Linked DNA regions of Homo sapiens: region 2 is linked to region 1. Evidence: chromatin loops called from intact Hi-C (ENCODE). Cell type or tissue: heart left ventricle. All regions are shown on one strand. Each heading gives the region's core, and the rest is flanking DNA. Links, peaks and the distances in the headings are about the cores only.

Region 1 (8,340 bases), core at 101-8,100:
TTAACAGTGTTTCGTGAGCGCATGCTGTATATGAGGTGCTGACTCAAGGTTGAATAGAACATCACCCTGTCCCTCACAAAGCCTACCATCTGGCAGAGAAGATGGACATGTAAAATGCAGTGTGGGGCTGGGCTTGGTGGCTCACGCCTGTAATCCTAGCAGTTTGTGAGGCTGAGGCAGTAGGATCACTTGAGCTTAGGAGTTTGAGACCAGCCTGGGCAACATAGTGAGACCCTGTCTCTATTAAAAAAAAAAAAAATGCAGTGTGGGCCAGGCACACTGGCTCACACCTGTAATCCCAGTACTTTGGGAGTCCAAGGTAGGAGGATAGTCTGAGCCTAGGGGTTAGAGACCAGCCTGGGCAACGTAGTTGAGATCCCATCTCTATAAAAAATTTTTAAAAATTAGGCAGGCATGGTGGTGCAAGCCTGTGGTCCAGGCTACTCAGGAGGCTGATGGAGCAGGATCCCTTGAGCCCAGGAGGTTGACGCTGCAGTGAGCCATGATTGTACCACTGCACTCCAGCCTGAGCAACAGAGCAAGACCCTGTCTCTAAAAATAAAATAAAATGCAATGTGGTAATAATATAATAATAACCATGCATGTATAGCAGGTGCCATAGAGGCAGAGAAGAGAGGAATTCATTCTGGGGGAATTGAAATAAGTTTGGTGCCTGAAGGAAGAGTGCATGTTTGAGGCAGAGAGGGAAAGGACATCCCAAGGAGAGGGAACATCATGAACAACAACAAGGAAATACGAAGTTTTTTTTAGCGCAGAAGTGGTTTTTCCTTAATCTTCCCTACTCCTTCGCCACAGGAAATGCAGTGGTGATAGCTGTATTCATTGTAAAGAAAAAGTTAAGATTGGAGAGAAGTATTGGCACCACTTACTGTCTGTCAAAATGCTGTCCCAGTGTGGGTAGCATCCTCCAGGGTTCTGTATTCAAGGTCCTATAGTGCCACCATGGCCCACAAGTGGCTACATTCATTTACATTTCCTCTGTGTGTTTTATTTTCCAGGCTTATTCTGTGTATGATGAAGAGATTGGTTATTGCCAGGGCCAGTCATTTCTTGCTGCTGTGCTCCTTCTCCATGTGAGTAATTAGGTCTCTGTTATGACTTAACACATGGCCTCCCTCAGCTTATACTAACCTTAGGCTTGAGCATGGTTTTATATTGGGTTTGGACAGACTCTTAAGGCATGAATTTTAACACCTATAGCTGGAAACTTTTTCCTTAAATTAACTTAATGTCATTGTGGAGGAGATATATGATGAGAATAAACGGCAATGTTGAAAACTGGTACAGGGGTAGACTTCCTTTTTATTAATAGGATGATTGGAGAGACTTTAATGTTGGTTGAACTCTTGGGGACGTTTTATCTTCTCTAAAGTAGCCGCTGTCATTAATACTTGTTTTGAGATTTAGGTATTGGGGTAGGAGGAAGGCGGAAAAGTTGGTTTTCTTTTAGTACCATTTTATTCATTCATTGGCTTAGCAAACACCTTTGCCCTCCACCTTTTTTATTTTCTTTCAAATCCACAGAAAACTCTAAACAGTGTTAAGGTGAACAGTCTTTATCTAGTTTACCAATTAATATTTTCCACACTGCTTTTTCTGTTTGTCTCCCTCTGCATCTCTTTTTTTCTCTTTTCTGCATAAACACACATTTTCTTTTTTACTTAAATTGTTTTTTGAAATTATTCTTGAAAGTAAATAACAAACATCAAGACTTCTAAATACTTGATCATATATATGCCTTCTGGGAGCACAGAATTCTGTATCATAATCATAATACCATGATCACATCCAAGAAATTCCACATTGATTCAGTAATGTCTGATACACAATACACATTCAATTTTCTCCCAATTGTCTACTCCATAGAATCTAGCTTTTTTTCTAATCAAGATCTAATGAAGATTCAAATATTGAATTGTCATTTCTCTTTATTCTTTTAATCTAAATTACTCCTTTGCCTTTTTTTGTGTTTCATGCCATTGATAGTTTTGAAAAATTCAGACAAATTGTCATATAAAATGTCCCACAGTCTTGATTTGTCTCATTTTCTCATGATTCAGTTTAAAATGCTTGGCAAGAATACCACACAGGTGATGTCAGCAAAGAGTTTTGAGTACCTGTTATGATCTGTACTGTGCTGAAGATCAGAGGTAAATAAGAGACATGGTCTCAATCCTCCTGGATACAGAGCTTGTGAATCCAACTAGCTTTAAGCACATAATCACACAAGTATATCATTTATTACTTTCAGTGGTGCTATTAAGGTATAATAAAAAGTTTGGTGTAAGATTGTAACAAGGGAGTCTTACTTAGATTAAAGGCTTCTCAGGGGAAGTGACCTGTAAGGAGCAGCCTGGAAAATGATAAGGGATATCATTTTCTTTTGCTCTTTTCTGTGTTAACTTTTCAAAATGTTGTTATGAAAATAATAGATCTATTTGAAAAGGGAGTAGAGAATAGAGTGTTAATGGGAAAGTGAATGGTACAGTATACAGAAGTCCTAAACTGGGGAAACACTTGGTGTATGGGAGGAACTGAAAGGAGGACAGTGTGACTGGAGTATCCTGAGTGACTGGGAGTTGAGGAGAGAGCTAGGGAGAGCTTTGAAGCCCAGATAAGGAGTCTGAATCTTGCTTTTCTAAGCAACAGGTATTCAAGGGTATTAAGCCATTTTGTGTAGATTGCAATACAAGTTTGAGTATCCCTTATTTGAAATGCTTGGGACCGGAAGTGTTGTGGATTTTGGATTTTGGATTTTGGAATATTTGCATTATACCGGTTGAGCATCCCAAATCCAAAAATCCAAAGTGTTCCAATGAGCATTTCCTTTTAGCATCATGTCAGTGTTTAAAAAGTTTCAGATTTTGGAGCATTTTGTATTTTCAGATATGGGTTGCTCAACCTGTACAAGTAAAACAAAAACCACTTTGGTTTTTCTTAACTGAACCCAGCTTGTTGCTATTGGTAGTCATGTAAAAATATGATAAAGCTATGACATGAATAAAGAGGTTGACTTTTTATTTTGTTTTGTTGTTTTAATGAGACTTTATATCTCAAAGTCCCACAAGCCTGGGTGATTTATCTTCGTTCTCACCTTCAGTTCAAGGACATTTATCCCCTTGAAAATGGGTTTTCCAATCAGACCCTCCATGTCTTGTTTTGAACTCTTGCTGCTTGCCAGAGTGTTATAAGTGCTTGTTTAGAGTGAGGGGAGATGGGCTACTTAGCATCAGAATCACCACTGTGGGTTAGGCCACATCTCCTTGCATGTGGCAAAGTGAAGTTGCCTTCCATGACAAAGACTTCAAAGATCTGGGCTTTTGCCCCAGATACTCTTAACTTACCAGTAATGATCTGCTATGCTTTTCTCACTTATTACTTAATCTGATTTGCTCTTTAGTTCTGCTTTCTTCTCAGTGATTTCTGTGCTCAGCCCGCCTCCATCATCTTGTTCCATAGAAGCCTGCCCACCTTCTTGACTTTTTTGAAGGCTTGCTACATTCACACCAATCCTTAAATAACATTTCCAGTGCTTCTTTTTTCTCTTTTGAAAATATCTTGCCAAGTTCTCAGGGAAATAATTATCCATAAAACTATGGAAAATGTAGGTATTATTATAAATGTAAATAGAAGTGAAGGAGGCTTTTGTAGTACTTCAAGCATTACTGCAAGCCTTAGAATATGTAAGGTTCTTCTAAAACAAGCTATATTTTTAACAGTGAGGAAGAAAAACAATTTTGCTAGAATGAAATAGCAGCTAAGGGAGGAAAAATGGTTAAACAGAGGTCCCAGGATTTGGGAAAGATGACACCTACACTGTATATCAGCCTATTTCTGCTCAGCTCAAATTCTGTCCTTTCTACAAAGTCTGTTTCTGACTGCCTTAGGCAGATACAGGCCTTCCTGTTCTTGTATTATCACTGATGTCTAATTCCTATTACAGTTATTTTAATACTGGCTGTGTGAGAGACTCCTTGAGGACAGGAACCATACTGACAAAGAGTAGTCATTGTTAACTATTCCTTGTTTGAGTGAATAAATGTTTTAAACACAACCTTAGGCCTGAGTTTCTGCATAGCACTAAATTTTCTGGTAAGGCAATAATATAAAGCTGGATTTAATATCCTGAGAAAACTTCTGTATGTTTTGTGATTCCCCACCGCCATCCTCCCTACCCAACAACTTGCCTATCTGTTACAGATGCCTGAAGAACAGGCATTCAGTGTTCTGGTCAAGATCATGTTTGACTATGGGCTCAGGGAACTTTTCAAGCAAAACTTCGAAGATTTGCATTGCAAATTTTACCAGTTGGAGCGCCTCATGCAGGTAAAAAGAGAAACCAGCTTGTGTTTGACAAAAAGAGTACAGGACTAAGGAGCACCAAATTGAGGAAATGGTGCCAGGGAGCATTGGTAATTGCCTTAGCGATCCGTGGCTAAGGATGGGTTTCATTTTTATCCTTTATCACTATGTGATTATGATGCAAAGATTAACAAAGTGTTAAACTTTCACACCTCATGGATGTGAGCTGATAAACTCCCAAAAGATCAGATGACTTTGTTAGGGGTCTTTTCCACAGCTAACTCAGTCAAGAAGTACTCCCCAAGGCTCTGAAGCTGACTGGTTAGGAATCTCATAACAAAAGTGAAACAAACTTTCCCAAATGTTTTTTACTTTGGAGAGAAAAACAGGCTTTCCAAATACTTGTCACCATTTTGGGGATTCCTCTTTCTTTAGAACAAGTTTGTGGTCTGGAAAAAAGAGTTGAGTGCCAGCTTAATACCAGATGATAAGTGTTCTAAGCACTTTGGAGATTTTTAGAAAAACACAAGTATTTTACTTTTTTGGCCTATTCCTGGTAGATTTATGAGCCTCCTTAGTGGGAATTGGACAGATGCATATGTGCCCAGAACTAATTGGTTTGCTATTTCAGGAATACATTCCTGACCTGTACAACCACTTCCTGGATATAAGCCTTGAAGCACACATGTATGCCTCCCAGTGGTTTCTTACTCTTTTCACTGCAAAATTCCCTCTCTACATGGTCTTCCATATCATCGACCTGCTTTTATGTGAGGTATGTATCAGAGGCCACAGCACTTTGGCTTTTGTTTGCAGTGTACTTGAGGAGAACAGATTCTGTTTTGAGTGTCAGCTCTGTCAAAACAGAATTGGTCTCTTTAATTATTTTATTTTATTGCTAGGAAATCTAGGTTTAAGTGACTTCCTTGGACTAAAGCTAATGATCGTATTTGTTAAAGGTGTACTCTGAAAAGACGTACTGAATTAGACATTTGTATTAGTTCATATTAGTTTTGGCTGTATTGAATGAAGAAACCCAAAGTAACAGTGATTTTAAAAAATAGCTTTTTGCTCTCTTGTGAAAAAAAGTCAATGTTGGCAGTAGCGTGCCTTCCCCTCACTCTGGCTGTTAGCCGTATGGAGGAGTAGCACACCAGCCATTATATCATATTCAAGCCAGGAGGATTAGAGGATGGGAGAGGGTGCCTCCTCTGTTTTCAAAAGAGACTTCCTGGAAGTTCCATCCAGTATTTCCACTTTATGGTCAGAACTTAGTTACATGACCACACCTAGCTGCAAGGGAGACTTTTTAAAAAATAAGCTGAGCAGGAATTTGCTAAAAATTAGAGATTTATTACTAAAGAGAAAATAAGATATTAGAGTAAATAACAGTCTTTGCCATGACGTAATTTTGGATTTTGTGTGGTGTGTTTAAGAAAAACATAATTATAAAAATAATATATGTTTATAGAAAATATAAGTAAAAATAATTTAAAATACTACAAATCCCACTGTCTATAGGTTACCTCCTTTAACAGTTTGGTTAAAAGCAGTATCCTTTCAGCCTTTTTTATGTGTTCATATATGTGTATGTATAATTACTATACAGAATAGTATGGTTTCCATATGGATGGAACACTATATATATTATGGTTCTCCTATGTGTATATTTAAAAATATGATTGTTATTTATACTCTTTGGTATCCTCTTTTTAAATTTCATATACTTGAACATACACATCTGTACTATCCTTTTTAATTATGCTATATTCAAAACATACAAAAATTCATAAAGAATTTGTATCTACCACTCAGCTTGAAATATTCTAAGAAACAGAAGAAATAAATATTACCAAATATGCCGTTTTTCTTAGTTGCTGCCAAGTATCCCATTATTTGGATGTGCTATACTTTATGTAACCAATTTCTAATCACAAACCTTTAAATTGTTTCTAGCTTTTTAGTAGTATAAACAACCATCTGTTAAGTAGCTACTAAAGGCCAGGTGGCATGCTAAGTAATTTACATAAACTTTTCAGCTAATTATCTCAGAAAACCCATAGGAGAGTATTAGTTATGGAAACTGAGGCCCAGCAGCTTAAGCAGTTTAACTTGATCAACAGATGTTAGTGCTTCCTCTCCTTTGTTCTTAGCCCCAGGATTTGCAGAATGGAGGGAGCCTTGAGCAGATTCAGTTCTGGAATATAGGGCTTATCGACAGAGTGGTTGCTGTGCATGGATTGGGACAGCACAAGATAAAGGAAAAGTTCCCCAGGAGTTATTTCCTGAGAGATCACAACTTTATGACTGATCTTTTGGTTTGGAAGCATGGAATGCTTTGGAAAAGCATTTCTTATTATTGAATATGAGAACAGGGCAAGAAAAGCTCTTCTCTCAGAAAAAGGGGAAGCTAGGTCTTTAAGCAGCTTTTCAATGGCCCTTTAGTTTTTATTTTTCAAGGTAGTTCTGAGATAATGCATTTCCTTCCTTAAGTTTTCACAATTTCTTTAAAAATGTGGGGTATAAGGACAAATAGCATAATAGTCGAGATATAAAAACTGACAGTGTTCTTTTTGTCTGTTCTCTTTCAGGGAATAAGTGTTATTTTTAATGTCGCCCTTGGATTATTAAAGGTACTCATTTATTTATTAGCTGAGTTATCTGTCATTCCCTGCTCTGCACTTGCAATACATTGGTTGTAGTCTCATTCTGAGCAGTCACTGTGCACTAGCATTACCCATGACAGTGGATGTATGCAGGTGGCTCTGACAAAAGCGAAGAAATATCTTCTGGGGATTATAAAAGTGCTGGAAATCTAGCATTACCCCTAACAGTGGATGTATGCAGGTGGCTCTGACAAAAGCTAAGAAGTATCTTCTGGGGATTGTAAAAGTGCTGAAAAGTGCTGAGAATATAAAAAACTTCTTGTGCATCCTTATAGCAACACATTTTTTCTATATGTGTTTGTATTTTCTTCAAGACTTCGAAAGATGACCTGCTGTTGACAGACTTTGAAGGTGCCTTGAAGTTCTTTAGGGTTCAGCTTCCTAAGAGATACCGCTCAGAAGAAAATGCAAAAAAACTAATGGAATTAGCCTGCAACATGAAGGTAAAATAATTTTGCATTAGTTAAGATTCTGTTTTTCACTTAGTGTCTCACTATTCCTGATCATTTATAATACATAATTATTTATGTATTATATTTATAACATTTATAATACATATTAGTGTTAACATTTATAATATATAAATAATATTAATGATGTTTTCTTCTGTATTATATAACTCTTAACCTTTTTTTCCCCAAAATACTTTCCTATATATTATAATCCTACGAATGAAATCTCGTTGTCCCCCCAACCGCCAAACTATAGAAGAGTATTAATATCCCTGTTTTGAGACAAATCAAAACAAAAAGAGGTTGTAGTTCCCTAGTTGTACACCTGGTTAGTGGCAGAATTCAGGTTTCAGGTTTCATGATTTCTTCTACTGTGCTGGTTTTTTGTTTTTGTTTTTTTTTTTTTCTTTTTTTTGAGACAAGGCTAGAGTGCAGTGGCACAATCATAGCTCATTGCAGCCTGGACCTCCCAGGCTCAAGCGGTCCTCTCACCTCAGCCTCCTGAGTAGCTGGGACTACAGGTATGTGCCACTACACCCAGCTAATTTTTAACTTTTTTTTGTAGATTTGGGTTCTCACTATGTTGCCAAGGCTAGTCTCAAACTCCTAGGCTCAAGTGATCCTCCCACATTGGCCTCCTAAAGTGCTGGAATTACAGGAGTGAGCCACCACGCCTGGCCTTAACTTTCAACATTTGTTCTGGTCAGAAGTTCCCTAAAACAAAGCTAATAATACATGAAGAAAACTCAGTTTTATCACTTCAAGTGGCATTTGTGATTCGCACAATTTTTTTAAAAGTAAAAAGGTATAGGATCTTCTTGTGTTCATGTTATCATAACATTGTATTGTATTGTATTGTATTGTATTGTATTGTATTGTATTGTATTGTATTGTATTGT
Region 2 (8,340 bases), core at 152-8,151, 71 kb before region 1:
ATGCCACTTGTGCAGAACAATCTGACAGTACAGTGGTGTTTTTGTTTTATTTTTTTTATTTTATTTATTTATTTATTTATTTTTGAGACAGAGTCTTACTCTGTCATCCAGGCTGGAATGCAGTGGCACAATCTTGGCTCACTGCGGCCTGCACCTCCCGGGTTTAAGTGATTCTCCTACCTCAGCCTCCCAAATATCTGGGACTACAGGCATGTGCCAACATACCTGGCTAATTTTTGTATTTTTAGTAGAGACAAGGTTTCACCATGTTGGCCAGGCTGGTCTCATGGGCTCAAGTGATCTGCCTGCCTTGGTCTCCTGATGACAGTACAGTTTTGAAAGCTTTACAGTGTATACTACTGTCAGTTACTTTAAAATAATTCTCAATATGGAATTTGCTTTTGAAACCAGTTATTTGTCTAGTTATTTTACATGTTTAATTGATGGTTCACTTAAGGTATTTTGAAAGTTTATAATAAAAGTAATAGCTTTTATGGAATCTTATGAGCAAATATATTTGTGTTTCTGATTTACCTCTTCAGCCTCTCTCTTTCTTTGTTTAGATAAAGTCCTGTTTATGACCACAGCTGTAGATTTGGTAATAACAGAAGTACAGGAGCCTGTTCGATTTCTCCTGGAGACAAAAGTCCGCGTTTGCTCACCTAATGAAAGATTATTCTGGCCCTTCAGCAAACGTAGTACTACTGAAAATTTCTTTTTGAAACTAAAACAGGTACTGTATTTTTCTATTAATATAGAAGGGGGAATAAGAAAGGAGAAATCACGTCTGAGGCTGATTTCTAAGCCCTCAGATCTTTAAACAGTCATGTGTATTTTAAATATATTAAGAGGAAAAATTATATTTTTCATATTTACCCACCTACTTGTCATTTTTATTGCTCTTCGTTTCTTCCCAAAGATCCACATTTCCATTTGGTCTCATTTACTTTCAACCCGAAGAACAGCATTTCTTTAAGTATAGATCTGCTAAAGATGTATTCTCTTAAACTTCTCTAGATGAAAATGTCTGTTTTTGGCTTTCATCCCAGTAGGGTATTTTCACTGGATAGGATTCTGGTTGCCTTTTTTTTTCTTTCAAGATGTCCTTCCTATTCTTCTGGCTTTCATTTTTATTGTTGTTGTTGTTGTTTGTTTGTTTGTTTTTGAGATGAAGTCTCGCTCTGTCACCACCCAGGCTGGAGTGCAGTGGCGCAATCTTGGCTCACTGCAACCTCCGCCTCCCGGGTTCAAGTGATTTTCCTGCCTCAGCCTCCCGAGTAGCTGGGACTAAAGTGTATGCCAGCATGCCCGGCTAATTTTTTTTTTTTTGTAATTTTAGTAAAGACAGCGTTTCACTCTGTTGGCCAGGCTGGTCTCGGACTCCTCACCTCAGGTCATCCGCCCACCTCAGCCTCCCAAAGTCCTGGGATTACAGACGTGAGCCACCTTGCCCAGCCAGCCCTTCCATTGTTTTTGATGAGAAGTCAGCATTCATTTATGTTATTGTTCCTCTGGGTATAATGTGTCATTTTCTTCTTGCTGCTTTTAAGATTATTCATCTTTGGTTTTCAGATGTTTAACTGTGACATGATTAGGTACGGTTTTCTTTCCGTTTATCCTGCTTGGGATTTGTTGGGGTTCTTGCGTTTTTAAATTTATGCTTTTACTTTTAATTTTTAAATTTTTTTTTTTTTAACCAGATTTGGGGGAAATCTGGCCCATTATTTCTTAAACTTTTTTTCCTGCCCATCTCTCTTCTCTTTGATTCTGGGATTGTAATTATGTATATTTTAGAGCTTTTGATATCTCTGAGGCTCTATTTTTTCCCAGGCTTTTTTCTGTTTTCTTCAGATGGGATACTTTCTATTAATATGTCTTTAAGTTCACTGATTTTTATCAACTTTTAATCTGTTAGAGTCATTCAATGAATTTTAAAAACATTTTCTATATTTTTTGTTTTTAAAATGTCTGTGTGGGTTTTTTTTAATCTCTGTTGTCTCTTGATTTCCTGTTTGTTCTTTTACATTGAGCAGGTTTTCTTTTAAATCCTTAAGCATAATTACAGTACAGCCACTTTAGAATTTTGCCTGCTAATTTTCATGTATGATGATGCACATTTTTGTTTCTTTGTAATTTTGGATTACAAGTTAAACATCTTAAGTGATGCATTGTAGAGACTGTATTCTGTTACTTTCTTCTGAAGAGTCTTGATTTTTTTTTTTCTTAAATCGGGCAGTTAACTTGATCAAAGTTAAACTTCATACTCTGTCTTTTTTGTGGGTGGGTAGCAGCTAAAATCTCTGTTCCAATCTTTTACTCTTTTTTGGCCCCCAGTTGTTCTACCACCTACTGCTTCCATTTTTACTTTCCTTTGTAGCAAAACTCCTTGGAAGATATCAAGGTCACCACTGATTTAAATTGCTAATCTGAGTCCTCATCTTGACCTGTCTGTAGCATTTGCTTTAGATGATTACTTTCTTTTCCTTACTTTCTTTTCCTTAAAGCTCCTCTTTATCTTGGTTCTCAGGACATCTCAAACTTAACATGTCCAAAAAGGTTTATTATCTCATCTCCATCTAATCACTTCTCACCAGCTAGAGTACAATAGTCCTCATCTGAGTCATCATTTATAGCAATAGCCTTTTTTTTTTCTTTTTTAAAATATAGATGGGGATTTGCCATGTTGTCCAGGCTGGTCTTGACCTCCTGGGCTCCAGAAGTCTGCTTACCTCAGCCTCCCAAAGTGCTGGGATTATAAGGCATGAGCCAGCACACCTGGCCTAGCAGTAGCCTCTTTACCCATCATACTGTTTCTGTCTTTGTCCCCTCTTGATTTCTTTTCAACATAATAGTAGCCTAAGGTCAGATCTTATCACTTTTCTGCATAAAACCCTCCAGCCTTGTTTTACTCAATAAAAGCCAAAGTTTTACTCAGTAAAAGCCAAAGTGCTGGGATAACAGGCTTGAGCCACTGTGCCTCACCTTATTTTTTATTTAGTAGAGATCGGGTTTCACTATGTTGGCCAGGCTGGTCTCGAACTCCTGACCTCGTGATCCATCTGCCTCGGCCTCCCAAAGTGCTGGGATTACAGGTGGGAGCCACCGCGCCTGGCCCTATTTTTTTATTTTTTTAACCAGACTTTTACATACTGATAATGCCATGTAACATACTTTTATATTGTTTATTATCTATTTTGTATGTTAGAGTCCTCTACTAAGGAGAGATTCTTAATCTGTCTTATTTGGTGACTTATCCCAAGTACCTGGAACATAGTAGTTCTCAATAAATATACGTTGAATTGATTTTATTTACATGCAACTTCTGTTTTCTGTTACATAAAATGAAAGTGTATGTGGGGCTTACTTGAATATACTTTTCCATATTACATTTTTTTATTTCGATAGCAAGAATTTTGATTCTAGTATACCCAAGTTAGCCCTATTGGGTATATTTAGAAAAAGGAAATAAGCAGAGCAGGCATGGACACTTATTTTCAGTGTTGTCCTAAGAGACAAAGTAAAGCTGAGTCCCAGCACTATTCTCCCAGCTCTTCATTGTAGCAGGAGCAGAGATTAGGGGTCGTCATCTAGAACTTGAATTTGGAGTCAGAGCACATGGATTTTACCGCTAGCTTGTTAACTTTGAGCAAGTTCCCTCAACTCTCTGAGTCTCAGTTTACTAAATTGTAAATTGGCAGCATAATAGAATCTTCCTCATAGTGCTGTTGTGGCATTAAATTAAAAACTATACAACATGCTTAGAATAGTTCCCAGTACATAGTAAGTTCTCCCTACGTATTTGCTGTTATTATTGAGAAGGATTATACAACCTCTCTGGGACACCAAATTAATAAAAAAGCACTAAGTCATGAAATCAGAACAGCATTGATTATTTAGATGGAGGGTGAGCCCCGGGAGAAGAACGCATCAGAAATTAAACTAGTTTACAAACATCACTTTGAAAGTTTAGAGATTAAGAGAGAATGATCTTTAAATGTTTCTAGATGGTCTGTAATCCCAGCCTTTGGGAGGCCGAGGCTGGCGGATCACCTGAGGTTGGGAGTTTGAAACCAGCCTGACCAACATGGAGAAACCCTGTCTCTACTAAAAATACAAAATTAGCCAGGCGTAGTGGCGCATGCCTGTAATCCCAGCTACTTGGGAGGCTGAAACAGGAGAATTGCTTGAACCCGGGAGGTGGAGGTTGCATTGAGCTAAGATCACACCATCGCACTCCAGCCTGGGCAACAAGAGCAAAACTCCGTCAAAAAAAAAAAAAGTTTCTAGATGGTAAATAGAAATTAGTTGTATATATATTTTTATTATATATATATATTTTTTTTTTACTTACTGGCCTGAGAATAGTTATATAATAATTTTCAGTAAAAGTTGTATGTAAAAATAGTTCTGTTTAATTAGCATTCTAACCCTTTAATCTCATTTTAGTGAACATAAATAAGATTCCCCTGATCTTGCATTTCCTTTTGACATCTAATGTTATACAACCTTGGATTCAAAGACTGCATGGGTTTACAAGGTTTTGTGGTTGGGTATAGAAGAATATATCTTTCTATGGAAACAAATTTATTTAATTTTATTTTTAAAAATTTATTTTTTATTTTTAGCAACCATAATCAGAGCTACATGTTAATTCAATGTAAAACTTTTAAAATATTATCATACAGTATGTTATTCAAATAATAACATAACTTCTATTAATAACTTAATTTTTTTTTAGTTAGGCTAAAAAATGACTTGACAGGGTAAACCAGCCAAAAACATACCTGAAATGCAGCCTAAGAGACTGCTCTGGACTCTTTATTAAGGCTACAAACTAAACTTAAGCCGAGTTTTCACTGTTTTCTTTGCAAAAAGCAGAAGTGTGTATGTGGAAGCTCGGGGGAGAGCAGGAAATTCCCGATGATAATCTTTTATTTTTCTCCTTATTTGGATAAGTCTTTGTGTTTGTGCGGGGATTTAGGGGGAGTGCTAGGGAGTGGGAAAGGAGAGGTAGAATGGGAAGAATTTGAACAACTTTTCGCTGTCTTAAAGCATTTAGAACACTGTTAATCTCACCCCTTGTAACTTAATAAACTAAATGTATTCCCTCTTTTACATTCATGGCATTAAAAAGTATTTGAGGTTCAACTGTGACCATCATTGTCTTGGCTACTTCACTTTTTAAAATCTTAGGTAGTTTTCACAGTGATTCAATGAGGATAAATAGTATTTTCACTTTATAGATGAGGAAACTGAGATCCAAAGATATTTAGCAGTAGATTTTATGGGATGTTATATGAACAAAACATATATCTAAGCCTTTTAAAAGTCTCTGCCAGGACACTCTCCAGAGAAACATGCTACTTTTGTCTTTTCATCTATAAGAGTATTTTTAGGATTTACTGAAATTAAGCATAATTTAAAATTTTAACCATTTTCCGTTCTCCTTAGACTGAAAAGGAAACAATGCTACAAAGCAAATTTAAGAATATACAACATACAGCATTTCTGTTTTTTGCTGCCAGTATAGGAAAACAATATGTAAATGCTTTTTAAGACCTGTTTAAAAATTGATTCTTTTTCCTTTCACTAAAATTATCTGGTGACTCAGCAATTCCTTTTATCCTGGAAGCCTTCCCATCTGTGAGACTGTTATATTAAGATAGCATCATAGTAGAGAAGAAACTAAACATTAGTAGGGACAGGAGGATTGCTTTCTTGGACTTAAATTTTCTTATACTACTTACTGAAAGAGCAAGAAAATGAGCTAATGAATAGATTTTCCAATAGTGACATAAGGCGAACAAAAGACCAATTAAACATTCTTATAACTATAGAATAATGTCATTTTTATTGCCAATTAAACTATAGGGGTCTTAAAATCTTTCATAAAATTACTGTTTTATAAATGAAGAAGCTGATATCTGAAAGACTAAGTGGTATGGCCAATGTTGTACAGATAATTAGTATAACTATAACTGGATACCCGGGCCTCTTATTTTAATTTGCTGAGAGTGTATGTGTGTGGTACACACATTCCTCTCAAGATAAAAATATACAAATGCTTTCCATTCCACTGCTGAATTGAGAGGTGTGTGATATTAGGTTGTTCCAGTATTTCTGATGGGAAGTGTGATCACTTAATTAAGGTGGTGACCACTGGATCTCTCCTTTGTAAAATAGGGTTTTTCTTGACACTTAGCAAGTAATCTTTGGGGGTGACGCTTTGGCAACTTCCAAATATCCTGTATCTCAACAACGTCTTTTTTGTTTTTTTTTTCCTTCACTCTGCAGCCCAGCCTGGAGTGCAGTGTCAAAAGCACGGCTCGCTACAGCCTTGACCTCCTGGGCTCAAGTGATCCTCCTACATCAGCCTCCCAAGTAGCTGGGATCAAGGTGCACTACCATGCCTGGCTAATTTTTTAATTTTTTGGAGAGACGGAGTTTCACCATGTTGCCCAGGCTGGTCTCAAACTGGAGTTCAAATGATACTCCCACCTCAGCCTCCCAAAGTGCTGAGATTATAGGCATGAGCCACTATGCCCAGCCAATAACTAATTAACTAATATTTTTAGTATCTGTTGGTGATATTTACCTGATTCAGTTGAGTTCATTCACGTATTTTCAGTAATAATTTGACATTACAGGATTTTCTTTTTAAAATATTTATATGCATATATTTTATTTACAGTAACAGTAAATAATTTATTTGCCTTATCTTCATCAAAATCTAAAAAAGTCAGCCAGGCACGGTGGCTTATGCCTGTAATCCCAGCACTTTGGGAGGCCGAGGCAGATGGATCACCTGAGGTCAGGAGTTCAAGACCAGCCTGACCAACATGGCGAAACCCTGTCTCTATTAAAAATACAAAATTAGCTGGGTGTGGTGGTGCACATCCGTAATCCCAGCTACTCGGGAGGCCGAGGCAGGAGAATCACTTGAACCTGGGAGGTAGAAGTTGCAGTGAGCCGAGATCGCGCCATTGCACTCCAGCCTGGGCAACAAGAGTGAAACTCCATCTCAAAAAAAAAAAAAAAAAAAAACTAAAAAAGTCTTGCAGTTAATAATAGAATTATTGGGTGAAATTTAAGATTTTATGGAACTTCTTTTTGTCCTTTGAATATGTTTCAGTAAGATTATAAAATGGTTGCTGTTTAAAAATCACTGGGAATAATTTTTTATTGTGGTTCTGTTACCGTTTGACATATAGTTAGGTTCATTTGTTTCCATTTATTTTAGCTTAGGGGCTTGGGATTTTTTTTTTTCCTTTTTTTTTTGAATATATAAAATACTTATAAATGTCATAATTATGTAGAAATGTATACTCGGAAGTCCGCTTCCATTTGTATCTCCTTACCCCCATACCCATAGATAACAATTATTATTGGTTTATGGTTTATTATCCTGATTTCATTTTTGTGAAGATAAAATTCTGTATATTTTTAACTTCCTTCTGAAATAAAAATTAGCATACTCCATATGTCTTATCCTATACATTGCTTTTTAAACTTAATATATCCTGGGGATCATTCCACATCAGTGCATAGAGATTTCCTCATTTCCGTTTTAATGGCTATTTAGTACTGTCCTATTTGGATGAACTATGGGCTTTTCAACCAGTCTGCTATTGATGGACACTTGGACTGGTTTCCAGTCGTTTGCTGTTCCAAATAATGTTGCAGTGTGGAATCTTATGTATGTGTTATTTTGATTTTATGAAAGTGCATCTTAGAATAGACTCCTATTAGTATAATCACTGACACATAAGGTGAACGTACATATGCTATTGTTATATTTGCCAAATTCCCTTCTGTAGAAGGTGTAACCATGGACAGGGTATGAGAATACCTGTTTCTCTGCAGGGTTGTCGAGTGTGTTGTCAGACTTAAGGATCTGTGAGGCAGTGGTGTCTAAGAATAGTTTTAGTTTATCCTCTGCCTTTTTAATGTATAAGGGTGACTTTTCTGTGAATTTTCTATTCATATCTTTTGCTTATTTTTCTCTTTGACTTTGGTCTTTTTCGTCTTTATTTTCAGAACCTCTTTGTATATTCAAGAGAGATTAACCCTTGGAGATATGATAGTCCTCCCAGTTTGTCACTTATCTTTTAGCTTACATCATGGTGATTCTTTTTGGGTTTGTCATGCAGTTTCTTCTTATGTACTTGAATATATCAGTATTTTCTTTTAAACCTCTCTGGATTTGAGATCATAGTTAGAAAGGCTTTCCTAACTCCCAAGTTACAAAAAGAATACACTCTTCTGTTACTCTCCTGTTACTTATATGGTTTCATTTTACTCTTTTAGATTTCTGATTCATTAGTATTTTATTCCTGTGTA

Evidence for each region. Peaks named below come from ENCODE experiments on the same cell type or tissue, not always from the same donor. Only the 100,000 strongest peaks of a DNase experiment are listed, where the experiment ranks them.
Region 2: it touches region 1 in a loop (3-fold over the local background); 2 of 110 quality-filtered maps call a loop at or near these places.

What each region holds. Positions count from the first base shown.
Region 1 is chr9:123,069,331-123,077,670 of GRCh38, forward strand. RABGAP1 (RAB GTPase activating protein 1) reads left to right here. Exons shown (of 26, transcript NM_012197.4): 15 at 1,020-1,094; 16 at 4,222-4,347; 17 at 4,955-5,098; 18 at 6,915-6,956; 19 at 7,304-7,432. Among named protein-coding and RNA genes, the nearest start is that of MIR600, 38 kb to the right of the region's middle. RefSeq lists an enhancer at 2,992-3,665. In heart left ventricle, for the core only: a CTCF peak has its summit at 5,041; no DNase peak of the experiment used is centred there; H3K4me3 peaks cover 683 bases; H3K27ac peaks cover 1,476 bases.
Region 2 is chr9:122,998,034-123,006,373 of GRCh38, forward strand. It overlaps RABGAP1 (RAB GTPase activating protein 1), which reads left to right. Exons shown (of 26, transcript NM_012197.4): 10 at 564-733. Among named protein-coding and RNA genes, the nearest start is that of GPR21, 31 kb to the right of the region's middle. In heart left ventricle, for the core only: no CTCF peak of the experiment used is centred there; no DNase peak of the experiment used is centred there; H3K27ac peaks cover 1,302 bases.